2 separate regions of the Homo sapiens genome follow, and region 2 is linked to region 1. A link is an interaction called in ENCODE POLR2A ChIA-PET data of the cell type or tissue named here. Cell type or tissue: B cell. All regions are shown on one strand. Each heading gives the region's core, and the rest is flanking DNA. Links, peaks and the distances in the headings are about the cores only.

What was found. ChIA-PET counts read pairs that join two places held together with the same protein. Peaks named below come from ENCODE experiments on the same cell type or tissue, not always from the same donor. Only the 100,000 strongest peaks of a DNase experiment are listed, where the experiment ranks them.
Region 2: POLR2A ChIA-PET joins it to region 1 with 10 read pairs; 3 of 35 experiments call an interaction of 5 or more read pairs at or near these places.

The regions. Positions count from the first base shown.
Region 1 is chr1:151,036,624-151,041,995 of GRCh38, forward strand. BNIPL (BCL2 interacting protein like) reads left to right here. Exons shown (of 10, transcript NM_138278.4): 1 at 1-143; 2 at 944-1,039; 3 at 1,881-1,945; 4 at 2,173-2,403. The coding sequence starts at 103. Among named protein-coding and RNA genes, the nearest start is that of BNIPL, 2.7 kb to the left of the region's middle. In B cell, for the core only: no CTCF peak of the experiment used is centred there; no DNase peak of the experiment used is centred there.
Region 2 is chr1:151,243,924-151,249,295 of GRCh38, forward strand. It overlaps PIP5K1A (phosphatidylinositol-4-phosphate 5-kinase type 1 alpha), which reads left to right. Exons shown (of 16, transcript NM_001135638.2): 15 at 2,997-3,042; 16 at 3,940-5,372. The coding sequence ends at 3,942. Among named protein-coding and RNA genes, the nearest start is that of PSMD4, 8.1 kb to the right of the region's middle. In B cell, for the core only: no CTCF peak of the experiment used is centred there; no DNase peak of the experiment used is centred there.

The DNA.
Region 1 (5,372 bases), core at 193-5,192:
CAGCTGAGACAGAAAAGAGGTAAGGAAGTGTTGGGGGCTGGGACAACCAGCTCCCCAACAACTCCTAGGTGTTTAAAGAAGGAGGCAGGAAGACTTGTGAAGATGGGAACTATACAAGAGGCAGGAAAAAAGACAGATGTTGGGTAAGTAAGATCTTGGCTCACTTGATTGGTAACAGTGAATAAACAGTCCGGAGAGACTTCCCCACCACCCAGCTCTTACTGGGTCAAATCTCGGGTTCCTCAAGGAGACAAGACTGTAAGAGAGTTTGCAGAGAAGAGATGAGGGTGGTTTTAGGTAGGAAATGTCAGTATGGTATGGAACTGGGGAACAGGATTCCAGGATAATTCCCTGGTTTAAAAATAAAGGAAGTTTCTGTAATATGTTGTACCTGATAAATCTGCCTGTGTTCTTTTATTTTCTAACCCTCACCCTCCAGAATGGCCATCAGGAAAGCTGAACCAGAACCGAGTTTAGGTCCAGGTTCTCGTTCTGGCAAATCTTTCTCCTTACCTTCTTCCTCCACCCCTCCACTTATGCCATGTTTTCCCTTAGCCACTCCCCAGCTCGGTGGAGGAAAGGCAGGCCTAACTAGGTACCGTCTTCCCGACTTTGCTCAATGATAGCTGGGTGGGTCTAGCTGGGTTCCAGCCACTTGTAATGTGGGACATCTCTCACCCCAACTTTGTAGGTGGAGCAACTGCTACAGAGGTAAATATGATTAACTTTACATTCCATCTTTCGTCTGCTCCCAAACTTAACAGCAGGTAATCTGCTTCTAGCAAGTGGTGAAGGTAAGAGAAGCATCTGTATAGGAGGCAAGAGATCTGAGTCCTTTTGAAGGCCTATCCTCTGCTCTGTATCTCAATTACTGTTCTTCATTTCAATTATTCTTACCTACTATTCAGTTCCCTTGATCTTTTCTTCTTGGGGGCTGTCTTAGGGTCAGGGAGATTGCAGAAGCACCAGAACTAGGAGCAGCCCTGAGACATGGGGAGTTGGAGCTGAAGGAGGAATGGCAGGATGAAGAATTCCCTAGGTGAGGACGTGTGAGGGTGGCTGGGAGAAGGGAGGGGTGGTCACGAATGGACGGAGGGGATGGCGCGGCGGCTCATGGCTGTAATCCCAGCACTTTGGGTGGCCGAGGCGGGTGGATCACCTGAGGTCAGGAGTTTGAGACCAGCCTGACCAACACGGTGAAATCCCGTCTCTACTAAAAATACAAAATTAGCCAGGTGTGGTGGCACATGCCTGTAATCCCAGCTACTCGGGAGGCTGAGGCAGGAGAATCACTTGAACCTGGGAGGCAGAGGTTGTAGTGAGCTGAGATTGTGCCATTACACCCGAGCTTGGGCAACAAGAGTGAAACTCTGTCTCAAAAAAAAAAAAAAAAAAAAAAAAAAAAAGCAAATGGACACAGGGATGGTGAATTAGGACTTGAAGGAAAAAAATGGGAAAAAGAAAACAGAGGCCGGGCGTGGTGGCTGATGCCTGTAATCCCAGCACTTTGGGAGGCCGAGGCAGGTGGATCACTTGAGCTCAGAAGTTCAAGACTACTCTGGGCAACATGGCATAACCCCATCTCTACAAAAATACAAAATTTAGCCAAGTGTGGTGGTGCACACCTGTAGGCCCAGCTACTCGGGAGGCTGAGGTGGGAGGACCGCTTGAACCCTGGAGGTAGAGGCTGCAGTGAGCTGTGATTGTGCCACTGCATTCCAGCCTGGGCAACAGAGTGAGACCCTGTCTCAAAAAAACAATTAAAAAAAAAAGCAGCATAGGTGATAAAATCATGGTGGGGAGAGAGAACCTATATATTGAGTCCTGGCTTGATGCCTTTGGTGTATATGTCTGCCGCCTTTTAATCTCTTCCCCTCTAGATTGCTTCCTGAGGAGGCTGGCACTTCTGAAGATCCTGAAGACCCTAAAGGAGATTCACAGGCAGGTAGGTCAAGTAGAAACCAGGCCTCAAGTTCTTGATTCTAGTCCAGTAAAGGGCTATGCCACCTCTATCCTTTTACAGTTCCATTTCCCCCTTTTCCCAAATCTCCCCTGCGTGAGTCCTTCTTCAGCATTCACCCCATATTATCACTTTCACATACAGGAATTCTAGCCCTCTCGGCTCTCCAACACACACACCCATCTTGGTTCTCTTTTTCCCCCTTTCTCCAGCTGCAGGTACCCCCAGCACTTTAGCCCTGTGTGGCCAGCGCCCCATGCGCAAGCGTCTTTCTGCCCCAGAGTTGCGGCTGAGTCTGACTAAGGGGCCTGGAAATGATGGAGCTTCACCCACCCAGTCTGCACCTTCCTCTCCTGATGGCAGTTCTGACCTGGAGATAGACGAATTGGAGACACCTTCAGACTCGGAGCAGCTGGACAGTGGACATGAATTTGAATGGGAAGGTGGGAAACAAACCAGAGGACTCAGCTGGTAGAAGTAGAGGCTAGAGCTAAAGGATCAGGATGGACTTAATGGGACTGCAGTTAGAACTAATAAGGTGGGACCAAGGGCTACGGCCAGCAAAATTAGTTTCCTCAAATGGAACTTGGGCTTATAGGTCCAATGTGAGAGTAGTCAGTAGAGGGGGAGGGGAGCCCATTGTTTATTAAGGAAAATTTAATTGAATGCCTGTTACATACTATCATGTATAGGACTGGGGTTATAAAGATGAATAAGAGAGGGCCTACAGGGAATTCTCTGCTTAGTAGGAAATAAACATATATAAAAATAATTGCAGTTAAAGGTTATGATCTATATATGTGTAGGGTACAGTGTAGACAGGGAGAAGGAAAAGGTCAGTTCTGCCTGAGAGATGTTAGGAAAGGCTTCATGAAGGAGATGATTCTGAGCTAAGTGTTGAAAACTGAAGCTGACATTTATCAGGTAGTTGGAGAGAGGGCATTCTAAGGAGAAGAAGCAGAAGCAACTCAAGCAATAGCATGGCATGTTGGGGAATTCAAAGTATGAGCATGACTATTTTAATATGAAGGGCCGGGAGGTGAAGAGAGAATGACAAAAGATAGTGCTGCTGGGTTAAGTAGAAAAAGGTCACATCATGGAGGCCCTTGCTGCCATGATAAGGAGTTTAGGTTTTATCTTATAGACAATAGGGAGTCATGATAAGTTTTTTTGTTTTTTGTTTTTGATACAGAGTCTTGCCCTGTTGCCCAGGCTAGAGTAGAGTGGTGTGATATAGGCTTACTGCAACGTCTGCTTCCTGGGTTCAAGTGATTCTTGTTCCTCAGCCTCCTGAGTAGCTGAGATTACAGATGTGTGCTATCACGTGTGGCTAATTTTTATATTTTTAGTAGAGATGGGGTTTCGCCATGTTGGCCAGGCTGATCTTGAGCTCCTGGCCTCAAGTGATCCACCTGCCTTGGCCTCCCAGTGTGCTGGGATTACAGGTGTGAGCCACCATGCCTGGCCCAGTAAGGTTTTAATCAAAGGAGTAACATGATCAAATTTAATGACTCTGAAAAGATTGGAAACAACCTAAAGATCCAGCAGTAAGGTATTACGTTTGTTATGGTGCATCCATCCAGTGGAATACTAAATACTAGGCAACATTTTGTTTTTGAGACAGTCTTGCTCTGTTGCCCAGTCTGGAGTGCAATGGCACAATCTTGCTCACTGCAGCCTCAACCTCCTAGGCTCAAGCAATCCTCCTGCCTCAGCCTCCCAAGTATCTGGGACTATAGGCCCACGCCACCAAACCTGGCTAATTTTTATATATTTTTGTAGAGACAGGGTCTTGCTATGTTGCCCAGGCTGGTCTTGAACTCCTGGCCTCAAGCAATCCTCCTGCCTCAGTCTCCCAAAGTGTTGGGATTACAGGCATGAGCCACTGTACTCGGCTATGCAACTATTTTTTAAAATGAAGCAGTTCTTAGGCTGGGAGCGGTGGCTCACGCCTGTAATCCCAGCACTTTGGGAGGCTGAGGCAGGTGGATCACCTGAGGTCAGGAGTTCAAGACCAGCCTGAGCAACATGGAGAAAGCCCATCTCTACTAAAAATACAAAATTAGCTGGGTATGGTGGCACACACCTGTAATCCCAGCTACTTGGGAGGCTGAGGCAGGAGAATCGCTTGAACCGGTGAGGTGGAGGTTGCGGTGAGCCGAGATTGCGTCACTGCACTCCAGCCTGGGCGACAAGAGCAAAACTCCATCTCAAAAAAAAAAAAAAAAAAGAAGAAGCAGCTCTTTCTATTGCTATGGAAAGATCATGCAGAATGGTGGGTATAATATATTATCATTTGAATAAAAAGCTAAAGAGGCTGGGTGCAGTGGCTCATTCCTGTAATCCCAACACTTTGGGAGGCTGAGGAGGGCAGATCATCTGAGCCCAGGAGTTGGGACCAGCCTGGGCAACAAAGTGAAACCCTATTTCTACAAAAAAAATTTTTTTTAAATTGGCTGGGCTTTGTGGCACAGACCTGTAGTCCCAGCTACTTGGGAGGCTGAGGTGGGAGGATCACCTGAGCCTGGGAAGTAGAGGTTGTAGTGAGCCAAGATCATGCCACTCCACTCCAGCCTGGAAGACAGAGTGAGACCCTGTCTCAAAAAAAAAGGTAGAGAAGAAAGGAAAGCTTGCTCTAGCAGTGGTATAGAGGGTCTATTGGAAAAAAACAGACTAGAGGCAGGGAAAGCAGTAAGGAGGCTAGTACCAAGGCCAGGTGAGAAATACTAAGAACCCAAACCAGGATAGCAGTAGTGGAAAGGATGATGAAAGAATATCATAGAGATAGATGGATCACAATCTGGAGTCCAGTTCATTTCAGGGCTGATAGAGAAGAAAGAGTTTCACATGACATGCAGTTTTCTCACTAGCCAGGCATGCTGATGTGTACCCATAGCCCTAGCTACTTGGGAAGCTGGGGTGGGAGTATCACTTGAGCCCAGGAGGTCAAAGCTGCAGTGAGCAAAGGTCGAGCCACTGTACTCCAGCTTGGATAGCAGAGTGAGTCCCTGTCTCTAAAAGAAAACAACAACAACAACAATAATAATAATATAATTTTCTCATTCAGGCAGCTACATGGATTCAGTCATTCATCAATACAGGAAATATGGCTGGGCACGGTGGCTCATGCCTGTAATCCTAGCACTTTGGGATGCCAAGGCAGGTAGATCACCTGAGGTCAGGAGTTTGAGACAAGCCTGGCCAACATGGCAAAACCTCGTCTCTACTAAAAATACAAAAAATTCGCCACACATGGGGGCGTGCACCTGTAGTACCAGCTACTCGGGAGGCTGAGGCAGGAGAATCACTTGAACCTGGGAGGCGGAGGTTGCAGTGAGCCAAGATCGCACCACTGCACTCCAGCCTGGGCAACAGAGCAAGACTCCATCTCAGAAAAAAAAAGGAAATAGGA
Region 2 (5,372 bases), core at 188-5,187, 210 kb after region 1:
CATAATCTTCTGAACAGCCTTTTGTATGACTGAATAGCACAATCAGCCCTCCGTATCCACAGGTTCCACATCCCAGATTCAACCAACTGTGGACTGAAAATACTTGAGAGCCTGGTGTGGTGGCTCATGCCTGTAATCCCACCACTTTGGGAGGCTGAGGTGGGAGGATTGCTTGAGGCAGTTTGAGACCAGCCTGGTCAATATAACGAGACCCCATCCCTTTGAAAAAAAAAAAGAAAGAAACGAAAAAATACTGAAAAAAAAAAAAAAAGTCGTGAAAATGTTATGTTGTTGCTGATATGTACTGTACAGTTAGGCCTGTACTTAACATGTACAGACTTTTCTTGTCATTATTCCCTGAACAATATAGTATAACAACTATTTACATAGCATTTACATTGTATTAGTTATCATAAATAATCTAGGAATGATTTAAAGTATATGGAGGGCCAGGCGTGATGGCTCACGCCTGTAATCCCAACACTTGTGAGAGGTAGAGGCGGCCAGATTACTTGAGCCTAGGAGTTTAAGATCAGCCTGAGCAACATGGCGAAACCCCATCTCTACCAAAAATACAAAAAAATTAGCCAGGCGTGGTGGTATGTTCCTGTAGTCCAAGTTACTCAGGAGGCTGAGGCAGGAGGATCGCTCGAACCCCGGAGGCAGTGGTTGCAGTGAGCCGAAATCGCGCCACTGGACTCTAGCCTGGGTGACAGAGCGAGACCCTGTCTCAAAAGAAAAATAAATAAAAATAAAGTATATGGAGGATGTGTGTGAGTTATATGCAAATACCATAGCATTGTATATAAGGGACTTGTGCATTGTGGATTTTGATATTCAAGGAGGGGTCCTGGAACCAGTCCCCCACAGATATTGAGGGATGACTATACTCTGAACCAATACCTTTTGTTTTTCTGAGGTCTTAATAAGATGTTTCACAGTCATATGTTTGCCTTCATCTTTAGACCACATTTTCTTGGCAGTGCTCTGGAGCTTATCCTTGCTCAAAAGCCTTTTTTTTTTTTTTTTTGGTAGAGATGTCTCATTGTGTTAACCAGGCTGGTCTTAAACAATCCTCCTCCCTCTGCCTCCTGAAGTGAGCCACCGTATGTGGCCTGCCATTTCTTAATTTTAGCATCGTTTGCTCTCTGGAGAGGCTTAGAATTTTCAAAACTTATCAAGTTCTGGCATTTTTGTTTAATAGTCCTTCCCATAATTTCTTTATCTTCTCCTATATTTTATTATAAGCATCAAGAGAAAACCAGGTGGCACCTTCAGGACTTTGCTTGGAAATCTCCGTAGCTAGATTGTCCAATTCATTAGGCACATATTCTACTTCTCACATAATCACAAATCACATTGTTGCTAAACTTTGTGCTGCTGCCTTACTAGGATCTCCTTTCCTTCAAGTTCCAATAAAATTTTTCTCACTTTAAGCCCTCACTGGTAACCCCCTTTAAGTCCAAAATTCTATAAACAGCATATTCAGGACACTACCTTTTCACTAAAATGCTCCTCCAAGCCACCCCCAATGTTTTGTTTTGTTTTGATTTTGTTTTTCGAGATGGAGTCTCACTCTGTTGCCCAGGCTGGAGTACAGTGGCACGATCTTGGTTCACTGCAGTCTCTGCCAACAGGGTCTCCCTCTGTCACCCAGGCTAGAATGTAGTGGCACTATCTTGGTTCATTGCAACTTCCGCCTCCCAGGTTCAAGCGATTCTCCTACCTCAGCCTCCCGAGGAGCTGGGATTACAAGCGTGCACCATCATGCCTGGCTAATTTTTGTATTTTTGGTAGAGACGTGGTTTTGCCATGTTGCTGAGGCTGGTCTTGAACTCCTGGCTTCAGATGATCTGCCTGCCTCAGGCTCCCAAAGTGCTGGGATTATAGGCATGAGCCACTGCACCAGGCCACCACCCCCAAATTTTAGATTTTTGTTATAGCAGCACCTCAATTCCAGGTACAAAAGTCTGTATTATCTATTATTGTGTAACAAATTACCCCCAAACTTAGCTGTTGAAAACAAACATTTGTTATCTCAGTCTGGGTGTGGTGGCTCACACCTATAATCCTGGCACTTTGGGAGGCCGAGGAGGGCGGATCACCTGAGGCCAGAAGTTCGAGACCAGCCTGGCCAACATGATGAAACCCCATCTGTACTAAAAATAGAAAAATTAGCCAGGTGTGGTGATTTGTGCCTATAATCCCAGGTACTCAGGAGGCCGAGGCGAGAGAATTGCTTGAACCCGGGAGGCAGAGGTTGCAGTGAGCCAAGATAGTGCCACTGCACTTCAGCCTGGGCGACAGAGCGAGATCTGTCTCAAAAAGAAAACAAAAATTTGTTATCCCAGTTTCTGTACCTTAGCTGGATGCCTTTGGCTCGGGTTCTCTCGAGATTACAGTCAAGCTATTAGTCCAAAAGCTTATCTGAGGGAAGATCAGCTTCTCAGCTCACTTATATGGTTGTTGGCAGTATTCGGTTCCTTGTCACATCGCCCTATCCATAGCCAGCTCATAGCATAGGAGCTGGCTTTCCTCAGAGCAGGCAAGCAGGGGCTAGAGCATGAGTCCAAGAAGAAGATACAGTATTTTTGTAATCTAATCTCAGAATGGACATTCCATCTCCTGTGCTGCATTCTGTTCATGAGAAGAGAATCACTAAATGCAGCCCACACTTGAGAGAGAATTACACAATGGCATGGATCTCAGGAGGCAGGGATTATTGGGGGCAATCTTAGAGGGTACCTACGACACCTGGAGATTGAAACAGAAGAGGGCAGGGTACTGGGAAATATTTTATAGTATTCAAGAAGCTAAATATGGTTAATTAAAACAGTGTGCTTCTAAATCTAGTAGCTTCTCAGCCTCTTCTTTCCAAATTCTAAATTGATTCCAAAGTGAAAATTAGAGAAGCAGTATGAGATTTAAAAGGAGAGTCCTTTGTTGTTGTCTTCTAATTCTTTTTCTCTCTGCTTCCATTTTTTTTCTCCTGTTAGTACAACCTTGGAAAAGCTTGAAGTTGCAGAGTCAGAGTTCACCCATGTGAGTATCTGGGATGTGTGGGAGGTGAACGTTTTGCAAGGTATAAAGAGGATCACTGATGGCCTGGAGCAGGAAGTTAATTGTCAAGATTAGAGGATCTGGGTACCTCCTAAATCTTGTTTTTTATTTTTTATTATTTTTTTATTTTGTACTTATTTATTTATTTATTTATTTATTTTTGAGATGGCGTCTCACTCTGTTGCCCAGGCTGGAGTGCAGTGGTGCAATCTCAGCTCACCTGCAACCTCTGCCTCCTGGGTTCAAGCAGTTCTCCTGTCTCAGCCTCTGGAGTAGCTGGGACTACAGGTGCGTGCCACCACGCCCGGCTAATTTTTTATTTTTTAGTAGGCGCAGGGTTTCATCATATTGGACAGGCTGGTCTTGAACTCCTGACGTCGTGATCTGCCCACCTTGGCCTCTCAAAGTGCTGGGATTACAGCCGTGAGCCATTGCACCCAGCCATCGTGTTTGTGTTTTTGAGACGGAGTCTTGCTCTGTCACCCAGGCTGGAGTGCAGTGGCGCGATCTCGGCTCACTGCAAGCTACGCCTCCCAGGTTCACGCCATTCTGCTGCCTCAGCCCCTTGAGTAGTTGGGACTACAGGCGCCCACCACCATGCCCGGCTAATTTTTTGTATTTTTAGTAGAGCAGGGTTTCACCGTGTTAGCCAGGATGGCCTCGATCTCCTGACCTCGTGATCCACCTGCCTGGGCCTCCCAAAGTGCTGGGATTACAGGTGTGAGCCACCATGCGCGGCCGCCATCTTGTTTTTTAAAAAATATTTTTGGTACCTCATACTTGGAGGCTGAGGCTGAAATAGAAATTTCTTAACGCTTGAATTCCATTTCTGCTTAATCTCATACTCCACATCCTTAACTTTACACTCTCCCTTTTCAGTAAGCGCAAAGCCTCAGAAGACCTGGAACAAGATTCTGCCATCTCTGTGATCCCAAGATGTCAGCCCTTGCCCCAGCAATGCTGAATTTTCTTCTACTTGGTCATCAAAAAAGGAGTGTAATAGAAGTGAGGGGAGCTGCTCCTCCATCTTCTTCCTGAAGAAGAACCTTCTCTCCTTCCTCTTCCTCATGAATGGGCCTTAGTGCCTCAGAGAGTTGAGGACCGCAGCATCCCCTCCACTCCAGAGTTGGGTGGTATGGATTTTCAACTGGCCAACCCTTTGCCTCCACTATTGAATTTTTTTCAGACCCCCATTCTTCATGCTGGAAATGGGATTGCTGGACTTGGCAGCTTTCTTTCCCCTCGTCTTTGACTAGGAACCGGACTCTTAATTTCCTCAGGACAGACTAGCTGGCACATTATCCCTACCTTAGTTCTTTCTCTCTGACTCCTGGAAGAATACTCCTGTAATCTCTGTAAAGGTTTTTGGGGGATAAGGGTGTTTAACCACCTCCCAGCTTTCTTCTTCTTTTTTTTTTTCTGAAAAAAGGAAAAAGCACACAGCACACAATTTCAAGCCATTTTCAGATCAGAACTCCAGAAGTGTTGACAAGATGCCTATTCGTAGAGTTCCCTCAGAAGAGCCATGGTGTTTATGAAGAGAAGAGTAGTGATTGCTCTGCCAGAAGCAGCTCCTCTTTAAACTCCTCCTCTCTTGATGAATTTCTTAAGGCTGAAGGAATGAAGAGAGTGGGACATGGGGTAATCTTTATCCCTTTTGTTAAAACAGGAGGCAGCCATGGGCTGGGAGATCATAGCCCTTCCTAGGCAGAATCCTGTTCACTGCCAGGCTATAGTAATTATTACTATTTTGCAATTTGAAATATATTCTGGTTGTTTTTCTAAATGTGAAGACTTACCAAATGAATTTTAGATCATTCTCCAGAGGAGATTTTTTTTGCTCTTCTCATCTTTTCCAACAGTGTTCTCCTGTTTGTGGAGCTAAGGTAAAGAGGGGACACTTCTGTCTGTTTAACAGACAGTCCATATCTGTGAGGCCAGCAAATATTTTCTTAAACTCATGGGGAGACAGCAGATTCTTGCCTTGGTGAGGTCATTGCTGTGCCATATGTCCTACCCCCCTGTCTTCATGCAGGGAAGTTGGAAATGGGGGCTACATATGCCCTCTCCTCCCCGTCTACAAGAGTTGTGGTTTTCCATCTGATCCTTCCACTCTTGTCAGGGGAAGAAGGGGGCCTGGTATCTCAGGCAGATTGTTGAATTCCTGTTCTATCCCTTCTCTATCCCACCCTGCCTTGATAATATGTTAGCCCATACCCCAAATAACTGTCTATATTAGACACCCCCAGCCAGTTTCTGGCTGCCTGTCTTTGCTGCCATGTTTTTTACAAGAAGGAAAGAATTCTTGCTAT